Linked DNA regions of Mus musculus: region 2 is linked to region 1. The links are chromatin loops, found by intact Hi-C in ENCODE. Cell type or tissue: left cerebral cortex. All regions are shown on one strand. Each heading gives the region's core, and the rest is flanking DNA. Links, peaks and the distances in the headings are about the cores only.

Region 1 (7,786 bases), core at 1,089-6,088:
TGCACTATAGCTGGCCTTAACTACCTTTAGCTTCTCCTTTCTTCCCCCCTTCTCCAGCCTTTCAACCCACTAACACTAGATAGGAAAGAAAAAAGGATAAAGGGGAAAGGGGGCAATGTTATTGTTCAACTACTTTCTTCTGATTAAGGGTGTCAGGTTTCTTGGGGCAAGTTTGATCATCACAATTAGGATACCTCATTTCTTCTTGTTGTTTCTTCTTCACACATGACTACTTAACAAATTGAGACCAATAGCAACCAACAATAACCAACCTCCAACCAACTACCCTCTTTGGAGGACCTGTAGTGGTGTGTGTTCTCATGTTAATTATGCTACCCAAAACCCTGTTTACCTTGTCCTGCACGTAGGACTAAAGGAAGCCTGTCCTCAGTGGGTCTTTGACTGGCCAGTAAAGTTACTGTGGCCGCTGGCTGAGCAGTGAGACAGAGGACCTTTAGGATTCCTGGGAGCAGGAAGAGTGGATTCTCCAGGAATGTGGGCATAGGAGATGGACCACACCGGGAACATGCAGGAGGATGAGACGGCTGATATGTAGGTGCAGGGGGAAAGCGGCCCCAAGAGGGCTGCCAGGCAGAGACCAGGGCAGTAACGATAAAATATAGATTTAGTAAGTATTAGCTAGGGAATATTGAAGAGGAGTGTGTGTTAGCCATGTGGAGTTAGGGAGTGGCCCAGCCATTGAGCTGGTGAAGGCATTTAAAATATAAGGTTTTGAAATTGTGTCTTTCAAGAATCCAGACTATTGGGGCGATAGCAAGAAACACATGCACACCAGCTGGGGAGTTTAGAGCAGATTAACAAATTACCACATCAGGGCCCTAGCCCTGAAAAGTCCCCAGAATTCCAAACACCACACAATAGCAGAAACGATCTGTAGCTGGCAAAAGCATGCTCATGCTAGAACATAAGGCCGATCATAGTCAGCTGCTGTGGACAGTCTGAAGCAGCCCCATGTCCCATACCTGGGATTAAAATGACAACATATTCTTATAATGTTTCTTGTATTTTTTTAAAAAAGAAACAGAAATTCTAGAATTCTCAGTACATGAAGTCTGACAACTTGAGTTAGTACCAACTCTCACCTCTCTGCATGTGCCGTATGGTGTGTGTGCAGACTACACAAAGGTAAATAAAATTTTAAGAAGAGAAAAATCAAATATTCTGTGAAGGATCTTCCTGTTTCAGATGTTAAGTAAGTTATGATTTCCTTTTTGCCATTTGGATTTTATTTTTTATTTATTTTCACCCTGCTGGTGATTAAACTAAGGAGCTCTTGTATGCTAGGCAAGTGCTGAACCATCAAGCTATACCCCCAACCCCAAGTGATGTGTTAATACCTGCTCAACTTGACCAGATGATATAGCTCCATTGTGACAGGGCAAACCAGTGTAAGAGATTCATCCACCTTGAATTCTTGCTGAGACCATGTTAGATTTGGCTATAATTTGCTCTTGATGAGAAGCCCTGTGGAAAATTACCCAACTCTATTCTAGGGACCCAAGGTCACGATGCCCCAACTACCTTATCTAAGCTTCTGCCAAACTGCCTGCTTGTACAAACCCCCCTCTCCAGCTAACTGCTTATCTTAGCTTCTGTTAAACTGCTTGCCTGGGTAAAACTTCTCCTTCAGCTGCTGAGAGAGATGCCAGGTTTTTTTGCCTTTAAAAACATACTCTAAACACTAGATGCTACACGTGGGTCCTGAATACCTGAGTATTAGTCCCAGCTGGCTGGAATTAAGACTTTGAATTGGCTATAAACTGTATCTGAGTAGTCATTGCTGGTGGGCTCCCCATAACACCATGTCTCAAATATCAAGGATGAAAAATAATAAGCCACCATTTATTGTTTATCCTATTCCAGTGATGAAGATAATGACCTTATAGAGACAGAGGTTGGACACCTGGCTAGTCAGGGACAGACCTGGCATTTAACTCAGCCCTGATAATCTGGCTCCAAAGCCCACAACCCTCATGTTTGTACACACACACACAACACACACACACACACACACACACACACACACACACACACACACACACACACACTTTCTCCTTTACAAGAGGAATCTGGAAAGCACACCAGCTTCATAAACTTATTTAAACCAGGTTTGGTGGGCACAAAAGGAGATGTTAGTCTTGATAAATGAAAGAGCGTCAAGTTTGCTCTGGGTTACCTTGAATTTTTCTCTCAAGGCTACTTGAAGACAGCAATCTCTCCCAGGTCCGTTAAGTGAGCAACAGAGATGGGGTTCAAGCTGAAGAGGCTGCCCCAGGGTTCTCATGCCTTTGCCAGTCACGCATGCCCACATCCAAGACTTGTAAGGGAGAAAAGATGTGTGCAGTGTGACCCAGTCTGGACCTTTGACATCTCCATTATCCAGTTGGCAGCCACCTTTCTTTCTCAGCTGCGTGGCTGTCTGGAAACCCTCATGTACCTTGCTGTATTTCTCAGTGTTCAAATGTATGCCACCTCTCCGACTCCTCTCTCTAATTTTCCTCCTGACAGACCTGTCTCTTTACTATAATAAATCCAGTCCACATCTCAGCATCCTAGAAATTGATTTCGTTGTCTGGCGAGGCATGAGAAATTTGTGCTTGAGGATAAGGGTCACTGAAAGAAAATTTAAATGTTTAAAATTAGATGACAAGAAATCACACATATTTCCAAAGGAGGCAGTCCTAATGGTTTTCTGAATGCACAAATGATAGCTTTTGCAAAGCTTTTAAAGTGCTTTCCTGCTAGCTCTGAAGGACCGGGGATTTGTTTTCTTTGAGGTTTTTAATGGAATTGCAACATTTCATTGTGCTCACCGGAGCAGTGAACTGAATATAAAGTGGCAGGCATTAAAAAGAAAGCCAGCGATCTGGAGCCCAATTTGCATGAAACACGTTATTATTTTCTGTTTTTCCTCTATGGTATTTAAATGCCCTTATAGGAAATGAAGGTGACTTCTCCTTAGGTCCATCCATCTTTCCTTCCTTCCTTCCTTCCTTCCTTCCTTCCTTCCTTCCTTCCTTCCTTCCTTCCTTCCTTCCTTCCTTCCTTCCTTCCCTCCCTCCCTCCCTCCCTCTCTCCCTCCCTCCCTCTCTCCCTCTCTCCCTCCCTCCCTCCCTCTCTCCTTCCTTCCTTCCCCTCCCCCACTTCTTTCTCTGCAGGTCTTGCTACCTGGTGGCCCCCTGCTACCACCACCTTCCGTGTCATACCCCGATTGCCACTAGGGGGCAGTCTGATGCCTCCTTCCCTTCTCATCGCCATTTTCTCTGCCTTCTCCACACAGGATTCGGAGGTTGTTGACCTGGTTTTTGGTGTCTTTTGTAACAGAATGCTCATTATTAATCTCAGCAGTCTCCTACAAAGAAAACGAAAGGTCTCATCCTTAACGTACGCAATAACACATCCTGCTGGAGTATCAAGGCTTAGAGGCAGGTAGGCAGTTAAGGCAGCCCACGAAGATCACATTTTTTTTTTTTTTAAGGACAACTTGGCTTGGGAAGAGAAGTTCCATGTTTAAATCTCATATGGTTCAGAAACAGCAGCTTCTCTGATTCTCTGGCCAGCTCTCTTTTCTGTAATCACCCTGGAATAAGATCCAGTCTTTATTTTGAAAGATGACCACATTTTAATGAAGATATCGAAATGACAAATAGCGGCAAAAAATAATTTAATAGAAAAAGGAAATCACATAATCACATTTCTTTTCCGTTTTCAACTCATTGTAATGGGTTCAATATTAAGGAAGGACAAAAAGCATAATCCTCTTTCAAAGTTTAATATAAATCCATTTAAACACAGGAAGAAACAGCTTGCCGAATCCTTTCCCGCTCTTCCATCCTCACTAGGCAATTTAATTAATGGGCAAACAGCCTGATGGTGGATTTTTCTGATACAATGGCATGGAATGAATAAGATCCATCTTTGCACATAACTCTTTGGCACACCACCCTGGCTGTGTTACAGAAACAGAACCGAGTCATATGGTTCCTGGAAAGTAATTATTTGGCAGGAACCTACCCTTGGATGAAGCCACGTAGAGAAAGTACTCAGGTGGTCTCACTTGTGCCAGGCCTGGGGTGAATGGCAGAGAGTGTGCATTGAAGGTATATGTGATGGTTTAATGTGTCTGAGAAGGGGAGGGAGGACATGTAAAGGGAACACAGACCTCATAGAGCAAGGCTGTATATCATCACTACTGCCTCGATTAAAGACAATCTATTCCAACAATTCATTCACTAGCCATCACATGCCACTGATTACTGTGTGTCTACTGAGCAAAGAGGTTTGCCTATGAGCATAAAAGATAGACTTTTTAAAGAATTAAAAGGGGGTGGGGTGGGGTGGGCTATGCCTTTGGTAAGTGTCCATCTCAAATTTGGAAGTTTTGGGGGGAGTTGTTTTTTAGAAGTTGCTTAATAGATGAATATTGCACTTCTACCTTGTTCAGTGGGATCAGCTGCCAAGCTTCAAGGCTCCAAGTGCAACACGGATATATTATAGTGTTGAGAAGTAGCTTTTGGATGCCAACTAATTGGTAACATGATAAAGGTTATACAGATGGTACAAAAGAGACAAGGTGTTAGGGGTACTGTTTGGATCAACTGAAGAAGAGTTTAAGGAATTTTCAGGAAGCGTTTCCAGGAATCCTAAAAAGACCTGGCCAGGTGAGAAATCCCACCTCAGACTCTGGGTGAATGGAGTTTGCTTTGTTTGCATCTTTGACCCCTGAGACCTGCACCGCTAACTACATCCCAGTGTCTCTGCAAAGGGCTAGGCCAAGTAAGAGCCTCACGCCCAGATGGTGATGTATAAAATGACAACATGGCTGTGGCTTCTACAGTCCTGTCTACTCCTGGCTATTGGCAGGAGCAACTCCATGGAACTTCTGAAGGGTCCAGAGATTTCCTTCTCAAAGGAAACCATTTGCAGGTGACTGAAGGCTCTTGGTTGTGCTCACACTTCCCATACATGCCACCAACACACCAAGCTTTCACTGTAGGACAGAGCTCTACTCGACTCTGCTAAAAGCTTTAGAAGGTGGGGTCTAGTGGAATAAAATCACACCACTGGGGTTCTGCCCTCAAAGGACACTTGGAACCCTGGTTCCTTCTGGTTTCTTAGTTTCCCATTTCAGTGGGGTAAGCTACTTCCTTCACTGTGTGCTCCCACCCCTCACAATGACTGCACTGCCATAGGCAACTAGGCCCAGTGACCATGGGCTGAAATCTCTGACACTGTGAGCCAAAGGGACTTTGTCATAGTAAAGAAAGGTGACTAACACTACCAAAGGGACACTGTATTCTTTGTTTGCTTAGTTGGTTTGTTGGTTGGTTGGGTTTTCAAGAGAGGGTTTTTCTGATGTTAACAGCCCTGGCTATCCTGGAACTGACTCTGTAGACCAGGCTGGCCTCAAACTCACAGAGATCTGACTGCCTTTGCCTCCCAAGTGCTGGGATTAAAGGCTTGTGCCACCACTGTGCAGCAAGACATTGTATTCTTATGTAATTGAGGGAGTTTGTGATTGTGGAGCTGAGTTCAAATCTTGATTTCACTTGCTAGCTGTGTGACTTTGTGCAAGTTATTAGCTTTTCTGAATCTGTTACTTCATAGGTAAATGAGACTAAACAAGCTACTGGCCAACAGCTTACAATTTAGAGACACAGAACTTAAAATTTGTTAAGCACTTGGCTTACTATTATGAGAACAGGATATATATCAGTTTATCACAGTAGCTTCTCTGAGATCGCTTAGAGAAGGGGAAACTAATGTATCTTGAGTTCCAGCTTTGTGCCAGAAACTTCCATGATGATATCATTTAATCTTGATGAAGCAACTGCTGCTATCTAAATTTAACCTACCTTCTCTTTTCCCAGATGTAAAATGAACATAATAATACCTTTGCTACCTAGCCTGAAGAATTCTTAGGAGGATTAAAAACCTCGAGCATGAAAGGACTTTGCAAATTGCCTTTTTTTCCCCTATAAAGTGAACATAATAGCTATTGTCTTAAGAACACTGTGTTGTAGCATGAAAAGAGGTTTCCATCGCTCCACATACGCTTATTCAGGTTCTATTTGTCCAGTTATTCAGAATAGGGTTTCTGCTCAGAGACTTTACAACCAGGGACACCAAAATAACTCCCAGGAAGCTAATGTGGATAGTTAAAAAGAGCTAAGCTGACTCTGTAGTAGAAAGATGAAGGCTCGATTTAAGAAGAAAAGATAGCCGGGCAGCCTGGTCTACAGAGTGAGTTCCAGGACAGCCAGGGCTACACAGAGAAACCCTGTCTGAAAAACAAAACAAAACAAAACGAATAGAGAGGTTTGTTTGTTTGTTTGTTTGTTTTTCAAGACACGGTTCCTCTGTATAGCCCTGGCTGTCCTGGAACTCACTTTGTAGACCAGGCTGGCCTCGAACTCAGAAATCTACCTGCCTCTGCCTCCCGTGTGCTGGGATTAAGGGTGTGTGCCACCATGCCTGGCTGAGAGATATTTTTAAAAATAAAATCTGTCTATCTTTATTTTATATGTTTTGTCTGCATGTATGTGTGAGCACTACATATGTGTATTGCTCATGAGACCAGAATAGGATGCTGGATCTTCTGGAATTGGAGTTATGGATGGCTGTGAACCCCTAAGTAGGTGCTGGGAACTGAACCCAGGCCCTTTGTAAGAGCAGCCAGTTTTTTTTTTTTTTTTTTTTTTTTTTTTTTTTTTTTTTGGTTTTTCGAGACAGGGTTTTTCTGTATAGCCCTGGCTGTCCTGGAACTCACTTTGTAGACCAGGCTGGCCTCGAACTTCAAAATCTGCCTGCCTCTGCCTCCCGAGTGCTGGGACTAAAGGCCTGCGCCACCACGCCCGGCTCAGCCAGTGCTCTTAACTGCTCACCCTTAACTCTTCCGGCTCTAGAGGAGACATCTATGCAAAGGAAATATCTATGCATGAAAATAGAAACAGGTAGAAAATAGTCTCAAACTGGCCTGGAACTCATAGAAATCCTCCAGCCTCAGCCTCCCAAGTGCTGGTATTACTGGCATGAGCCAACATACCCAACAGAATCAGTATCAACAACAAATCTCCTTTGTTTGGTTGATTTTGGTTTTTTGAGACAGGATTTCTTTGTGTGGCACCGACTCTCCTGGAACTCACTCTGTAGACCAGGTTGACCTTGAACTCAGAGATCTGCCTGCCTCTGCCTTTCGAGTGCTCGGATCGAAGGCGTGCGCTACCACACCTAGCAAGTCTTGAGTCTAGCAAATATCCACTGAGCCTCTTAGGAGCCAGTGTTCCAGGGATGTATCAAGTGTGTAAATTAAAAAAGGAACCTATTTCTAGGTGATGAAACCGGCAGGTCAATACAGCCAATGAATGAGTTACACAGCAAATGATCAGATTACACGGAATGTTAGTAGGCGTCAAGTTCCAGAGGGAAAAAAGGGAGAGCAAGTAGGGTGATCTGTCTAGGACAAGGTAGCAAATGCAGAGGGGTCAGACGGGGTTATGTTGAGAAGGTGACAGCTTGCAAACGCTTGCAGAAAGTGAGTCCAGCAGAAACACGGAGATGAGCTTTAGGCGGGATAAACAGGAGGGGGCAGCCATTCCCTACGTCTGTCTGCAGCATTAACACCTTCAGGACTTGTTATTCTGATGCCCTCAGCAGTGCCTTCTCAGTGCGTTCTGGTGGTCCCCAAATGAAAGAGCCTCTGAACAGAAGCAGAAAGTCTACTTGACTTTTCCCAATCTTCTACCTGCTTTGTCTGAGACCAACA
Region 2 (7,786 bases), core at 945-5,944, 85 kb after region 1:
GAACACAAAGAGACAAACAGGTGTTCTCATTCCAAGACCACATGTTGTTTTAAACATTTTCTGTGGGAGACATGTTTTCAGCATCTCTCTGTTTCCAGCCAGTGACCTTAGGTCTAATCACCACATCTTACACATGCATATATTGTTCTGAATCAGGGGCATGAATGGCTCAGGAAGGAGAAGCAGGAAACGTGGGGTAGGATTGAAGCATTCAATGCTATACATTCATCTGAGCTTATGAGAGACACTTACATCACGAATCCAAAGCACCGTAAGACTGTTACATTGTTCCTTTTCAAAGGTCAGTTAATTCTAAACAGTATATTATTAACTTTGGGTGAGAGTTTGATTAGTAAAAGCAAGCTACAAGCAGCGTGTCTCTGAACAATCATTTCCACCAGGAGGCCTACAGTAAGTAGCAATTAGCTTCTCAAGCTATGACTATGGTTTCCTCTGATAGACTTTGGAACTAATTTCCCTAAAAATGTAACTGTAGCATAAGGTTTCTCCTTGATAACTGTTAGGTTGTGCTATTTCTTGTGCCTGCTGCTAAAGGGATGAAAAGAATTTCTCCCCTGTAGAAAGGCTATTCCTGAATGTATACCATACATTCGATTTTAACACATCTCTTGCCAAATCGGCTAAATCCACTGACTGAGATGCTTGGTACCAGTCCACATCTGTCACTATTGGATAACACAGCCACGCCCAGAAAGATTTAACAAGAGTATGTTTTGATTTATCCTTCTTGTGAGTATTCCTGTTATTAAAGTAATTATAAATGTTTGCACCTAGTCCTCACCATGACAACTTTCACTTTCACCACAATAAGAAAAGGCTTGATTATAATTATACCTGCATGTCTTTATTCCTATCTGTCTCTAAGATGAGAGATGCCTTTCCTCCCACACAGGATATCAATCTAAAGTTGGTTGTTATTCAGTCTATGTACAAAGACTTATCAAGTGTTCCTTGTATTCCTTGTAGTAGCAGAAAACACAAAGCTTTCGGGAACCTGTTTTTTTTTTTTGTTTTTTTTTTAATCTTTGGATCTAGATTACCTAAGTCCTCCATTCAAGAAACACTGAGACTAAGTTTGGTGGTACAAGCCTTTATTTTTGTGAGTTCAAGGTCAGCAAGGTTTGCATAGTAAGTTCCAGGACAGCTAGGGCTACATAGAAAAATCCTGTCTTGAAAAGCCAAGAAAGAAAGAAGGAGACATAAAGATAAAAATATATAAGAATTGATAGATAGACACATTGGTAGATAGATAGATTGATAGATAGATAACCAAGCATCAATTATATGTTAGCACTGTGCCATACACTAAGGGACAGAACAGAAACAAAAAACCTGTATCTTCACTGTCAAGTCCTACTATGTGGAAGGGATGGTATGACACAGTTTCCACCTCTGGAGCAGAGCTGGCAGGGCATGGGCCTCCATGAGTGCTGACTGGTTGCTCTGGGCATAGGCTTGTTTGTATATTAATGTACATAATTTACCTCCTTTGGGAGGTGTGCTCCCTACCATTATCAGGGAAAGTCCCATTTGTCAAGGTTAATAACTCCATGATAGTCAGAGATAGCATGAGTCTGGGAGGCAAGGGTATGTCTAATGTCCTTAGCAAAAAAGTAAAGGCTTCAGGACAGACCTTAAGGCTGTGGAAAAGAACTCTGAAGACACTAGTTCAAGAATATATAATTTCTCAACTATGCAAAATATAGCTGGTCAGAAAATATTAAGGAAGGAGATAAAGAGATTTTTGGGAGTGGTGACCTCAGGTCAACCTTCTACCTAGCTAAGTTCGTTCTCTGTGTTTTACAAAGGCAGGCAGATTCCTAAACTCAAGGTCAGCCTAGGACAGAGCTAGTTTAGGCCCAAGCTTTGTAGGAATGACAGTCTGAGAAGGAGATTCCACCCAGCTAGCTTATTGTCTGTGGTTACAAAGGTGGACAGATCTCTGAATTCATTTGCTGTGTTAAAAAATATACTTGTTGTCTTCTTCTAAGAATCAAGGAACTAAGAACATAACATACTGATAATCAAAAGAGAACCTGGAATAACTGACTAAATTGATATGTAAATAAAAGTCTGGGCTTTGGTCTGCAAGACAGAGCTACCCAGAGAGATCTACTTAAGAGAGAACATAGCTCTTTTAGATTTTTTTTTCTAGCACAAGAGAGCTCTCTCTAGCAGAGAGTTGCCTGGAAATCTCAGGAGAGCTGTCTCACGAAGAACACAAGGCTGTCTGCTTGTACCCCACCTCATTGATTTCACCACTTCCAAACACTGCTTCCTCAGGTCCTCAACCAAACTGAGGCTGGACCTTGGCACTTCCCTGAACCCACAATCTGGTGGGGAACCCAGACCATAACAATCATGCAAGCAGACCTAGAGTGACAAACTTTAGTGAAAACTGTGGAAGAAATAAATAGGTTACTGTGTATCTCTGGGAGAACCTAAATTAGATTGGGCATGGGTAGTCTTTAACATTTAATCTGAAGTTTGAAGGCTGTCTGGAGAGAAGAGGAGAAAAACTGCAGCTTTCCCCCCCCTTTCTAAGACAGGGACTCACATGACCCAGGCTGGCCTTGCTTTGGCAAGTTGAAGGTGATTTTTAACTTCCGATTATCTTGTCTCTACTCCCATTTGCAGGCAATAGAGGTGTTCACCAAGTCCAGTTTATACAGTGCTAGGGATTGAACCCAGTGCTTCCTGCATGCTAGGCAAGCACTCTATCAACTGAGCTGTATACCCAGTCACAGGAAGAGCATGCTACTCAGAAGAACAGCACATGGAAAGGTCTTAAGGAAGTAGCTTGATGGTTTGGAGGAGACAAAAGCAAAAGCACGGAATCTTTGGCGCCATGAATTGAGGAAAAGGTGAGAAAAGAAAAGAGTGAGACCCTGAGTGTCAACGGCAAGGGATGGGGAGTCTACCACGCCTGCCTGGGAAGCATCGGAGAATTGTAAACAGAAGAAAGATACAATAAAGTTTATGTTTTAAAAGATCATTCTGAGTGCTGAGTAGGCAAGGAGTCAGGATGAAGGAGGATCAACCAAGAGACCAGGTTGAGATGAGAGAGGATGGCAGCTATCATAGTCACTGTTCTATTGCTATGAAGAGACACCATGACCAAGGCAACTCTTACAAAGGAAAGCAGTCAATTAGGGGCTTGCTTAGAAGCTCACTCTCCAGTGACCTCCTCCAACAAAGCTACACCTCCTCCAACAAGGCCACACCTCCTAATCCTTCCCAAACAGTTTCACTAAGAAGGGCCCAAACATTCAAACAGATGAGTCTATGGGAGCTGTTCTCATTCAAAACACTGCAGTGGCTGAAACTGTAGACTCAGGGACAGATGCAGGAGATATTTTAGAAGAAGAGTAAGCAAGCTTCTTTCCAGAGAAGTTTGAAAAGAAAGTATTAACAATGTAGATGACTGAATTATTCCAGCCTGAATCCAAACAACCTTGAAATTAGCACTGGCGTCACCACAGAGGATCTATTTTAATGCTTCTCAAGAATATACCACTGAGCAAGGCCAAGTGCCTGATTTATCTCCAGATGGGGCATTTGGTTTTCCTCTTTAAGGATGAGCTGTATGGCCTATCAGGATTTCAGTGAATAAACAAATGCTTTTGCTTGTTTGTTTGTTTGTTTTTAAAGACTGTTATCACAGTTCACCTTGAAGAGACAGCAGAAGGAGATAACAGTTTTTGCTAATAAGGTAGGCATTTCCCTTCTTGATGCCTCCTCCCTTCTTCCATGACTCTCATTCCTCGAGCCTACAGAAGTTGTCTTCAACATGCCCATGCCCAGTAAAATTTCAGATCTTTACCTTTCACTCTTCCAGTCATTTGGACACACAACCCTTTACATAGGCACACCCTTCTCCCTATCTGCCCAGAGCTAGGGAAAAAACCAAAACCAAAACCAAAACCAACCAAACAAAACCTATGTGTCATAAGGAATTGTGAAGTGTTTGCTGAAGATGCTGGTCTTCCCTGCCTGGCTAGTCTGTCATGGTAAAAGGGCCTCCTTCTCCCTGTTCAGGTCAGAGGCTTGGGGTAGCTTGTGGAGGTGTCTCTGAAGAGAGCAGCTCTTCCCTAGAGACTTGTATCTTGGTGTTGAGGTCACTAAAGATTTAAGAAAGAGGGCTCAGCTTCTGCTCCAAATATCACACTTTTTCTAATGACAGAACTGTGTTTATCTAAAAAGACAAAACCAGTATGTTCAAATGTTGATATTATTTTTTTTCTGGATGATGTGATAGGAGCTTACTGTGCAGTGTGTGTGTGTTGCTCTATACTTTTTAGACATTCTAAATTTTCTACAACTAGGATATACTAAAATTAACATGATCATTAAGAAAAGCCTGAAAATTAAAGCTAAGATTTTGTGAGATCAGGATTTTTAATTAATTAAGTTGTTAATTAATTCATTCATTTGTTAAGGATCCAACCCAGGCCTTGCTCAGCTACTGAGACCTTAACTTTCTTTTTTGATATTTACTCACTTATTTAGTGTGTATACATGTGTGTGTACTTGTACACATGCTGGAGCAGGGTTCTCATGGTGAGATAGAGGGCAGTTTGTGGGAGTAGCTCTCTGCTTCTACTTTATGTCACCCAGGGATAGAACTCAGGTCATCAGGCTTGGTGGCAAACACCTTTACCCACTGAGCACGCCGTCAGCTCGAGACCTATTTTAGATTTTGATACTGGGTGCATATTTTTGATTAAATGTGCTGGCAACTAAATATGACAAGTCATGAATTTAATAAATTTGGTCCAAGACCTTTTTTTTTTTTTTTTTTACAAGCAATTACAAGGCCAATGATACAGGCAATTTAGCTAGGCTCCTCCCAGGGACCTAGTAAAGACTTACATCATCACTTGCTGCCATCAGGTGTTGGTAGCATATAAAACGACTGCTCACCACCCAGTTCTCTTCTGTTCCCATGTGTTCCTGGCCAGTTTCCCCACCCCCACCCCCACCCCCTGTCCTTCTCAATCCTCCCTTCTCTGCCCTCACGGCTCTGCTCCTGTCTGTCTGCCTCTACCACTTCTCCAGGCCTCGCTCCTGTCCCTTTTCCCAAGTAACTCCCCTTCATACCAGGTCTGCTACATGCTGTAATTTCTCAGGGGGACACCTTGGCATGGTCCCACCGGGTAAATGCTTCAGACCTCTCACTTTCTGGAGGTTCTCTCTTTCCCACTGCATGCTCGCTCGTAGGTCTCTCACACTTAAATTCCCTCTATCGTATGAGCTGGGGGGGGGGGTGTTGATCTGGATTCTAATCACATATCTTTTGTGAAAAGAACACATCTTCATAGATTCGGAACTTGTCATTCAGATCACTCCTGAAGGGGCGCAAAGGAAAGAACGAAACCTCCTGTATTAAAGAGCCTACTTGTATTGCTCTGTGGCATTTGCTATGTTAAGTGCTGTTAAGAGTGACTGAGATAGGCATGGTATCTGTCCCTAAGGATCGCAGTGCAATTTGGGAAAGGTTATTTCTCTAACTTTAAAGCATTAGCAGAAAATAGTGATTCTTTGATCCAGACATCTGTGAGTGTAATGAAAGACAAAGCCATGTCAAAGCCAGCTACATGATGGCCTGCAGCAATTTTTATTGCCTGAACAGAAAGCAAAAGGCTCTTGTAAGTAACCCAAAACAAATAACCTAAGCCACTGTTTGCTAATCATTTTGATCCCAAACCAAAATAACCTACCTTTCATTCATTTGGGGCTGTTTTATTTGTATTGCCTTTTTTTTTTTTTTTTTTTTTTTGGTCAGGGTTTATGTGCAGATAACAGAAAACTACCCTAGCAATTTAAAGCAGGTGGGGCTAACTTCAGGGAATTGGATGTTTACAATATCCTTGGGAGGGTTGGAGGAGTGGGTTGCTGGCTATAAGGAACTCCGGGGGACTTGAAATTTGGTCCCAATACCTTTAACCTAAGGCTCTACATAAAGTTCACCACTTCCAACAAAATAATAAGAAAAATTACCAGGCTAGGGATATTAGCTCGGTGGTAGAGTGCTTGCTTACCATGTGAAAGGCTCTAAGTTTGATCCTGGTAAAACATACACACACACACACACACACACACACACACACACACACACACACACACACACACACACACCACTGAAAGCTAGGGAAGATGAATAAAAGAAATTTAGTATGTTCTAGATAACATAACAAGGAAGAACACTGCAGTAGCTCTGACAGAGGAACTCACTTCTGTTTAAGTCCAGGCTTGGCATCTCCAGCTTTCTTCCACTTCTCTCTGGGCTCCTCAGTCAGCACTTGGGCTGGTTATACTTCCTCACCTGCTATCTGAAACCTATATCCCAAGAAGTTTGAGTTCTTGTTGCTCCTGCTGCTAGGTGCTGAAACACACTCAACTTTTACTGTTGGAAGCATTATAAGGGGTGCTCTGCTGAGTCCCCTTGTTTTTAGGATGCACTCCAACCTACCCACCCCAGCCCCTTCACCATCTATTTCAACCTGAAAGTCAGAATCAACCACTTCAACAGCAAATGAACACTCTTCTACTTGTTGACTTAGCATCAGGAAGGACCATATTGGGCCTGCAGTCCCAGCATTGTGGAGTATAAAGCAGGAACAGTTGTTGCCTTGGGTTAGAGGCCAGCCAGGGCTACAGTGAGTTTGAAGCTAGCCTGGGCTATGGTGTGGATCTTATATATCTATGTCTGTCTGTCTATCTCTCTATTTATCTATTGAGAGCGCAGTTGGTAAAGGGTTTCCCTTGTAAACATAACGATATGAGTTTGCTAAGTTTGGTAAGAGCATCATCTCTGGTAGCACAGCTCCCAACTATCACGGAGAAACCAACGGGCTATTCCATCACTCTGTACCTGTGCTTGTAGGAGCCAAGGTACATGGTGAGACCAGCGAAGTCATTGTCTCTTTCCTTTACCTTCTTGGCAGAAGCAGTGCTGAACAGTGATTACTGTTGTTCACAGACTCATTACTGGCAGAAACTGAACTAGTCAAAAGCTCACATCCCGTACAAGTATCTGTTCCAGTGAGAAGAAGCAGCTGCCCATCTCCCCTGCCCCCAGGACGAGAAGAGAGTGATGTGATTAACCTACTCCCGTGTTACTGACTGGCCTAACCCCACTCCAATATAACAGTGTGTTAAGGGCTCAGCACTGGTCCTTGTTGGCTGCCAGATCTCCCCTGATGAAGGGACTCCTCCATCCTTGCTACAATGGACACTTTATTCATGAGCCCCTTGGACAAACCCCAGAGTGGCTGGTGAAAGGGGCTGACTGACATCCATTGAAAATCACTCTGTATGGGGCTATTAACTCTTCAGCAGCAGCCATGGGCACAGTCCTTAATTCCTATCTCCTCCCCATCCCCCATTCAATGTTCTTGGCTTCAAAATTGGACTCTGGTTACCTTAAACAGAAATAGATTTTATTGCATGGTTTTGGGTAGCTCACAGTATCAATGTGGAAGCAGGTAAACAAATCTAAGGAAAAGGCAGAAGCCAAGAAAAGCTCACAGCCAAGCCGAGAGCAGAGGATGCAGCAGCGTGGTACCCTATCTTTAGCAGTCCGCTTTGAACACTTGCATTTCTTGCTGCTGGACTCCTAAGTCACCTCCACCCTCCGAGGATATGCTCTAGCTATTGCCATGTTTTTGGCTACTTCCCCATGAGGCAGGATCTCTGGAAGGAGCACATGATTGGCCAAATCTATGTTCCTTGTCAAGAGTTGGGGTGTGCTTATTTTAAGCCT

The links. Peaks named below come from ENCODE experiments on the same cell type or tissue, not always from the same donor. Only the 100,000 strongest peaks of a DNase experiment are listed, where the experiment ranks them.
Region 2: it touches region 1 in a loop (1.8-fold over the local background); 2 of 42 quality-filtered maps call a loop at or near these places.

What each region holds. Positions count from the first base shown.
Region 1 is chr1:155,512,262-155,520,047 of GRCm38, reverse strand. No RefSeq gene overlaps it. Among named protein-coding and RNA genes, the nearest start is that of Gm5532, 11 kb to the left of the region's middle. In left cerebral cortex, for the core only: a CTCF peak has its summit at 3,250 (motif pointing right); DNase peaks (open chromatin) are centred at 2,804 and 3,267.
Region 2 is chr1:155,427,138-155,434,923 of GRCm38, reverse strand. It overlaps Gm31713 (a long non-coding RNA gene), which reads left to right. Exons shown (of 4, transcript XR_387503.3): 2 at 2,659-2,885; 3 at 3,673-3,733; 4 at 6,969-7,786. Among named protein-coding and RNA genes, the nearest start is that of Gm31713, 7.5 kb to the left of the region's middle. In left cerebral cortex, for the core only: no CTCF peak of the experiment used is centred there; a DNase peak (open chromatin) is centred at 3,479.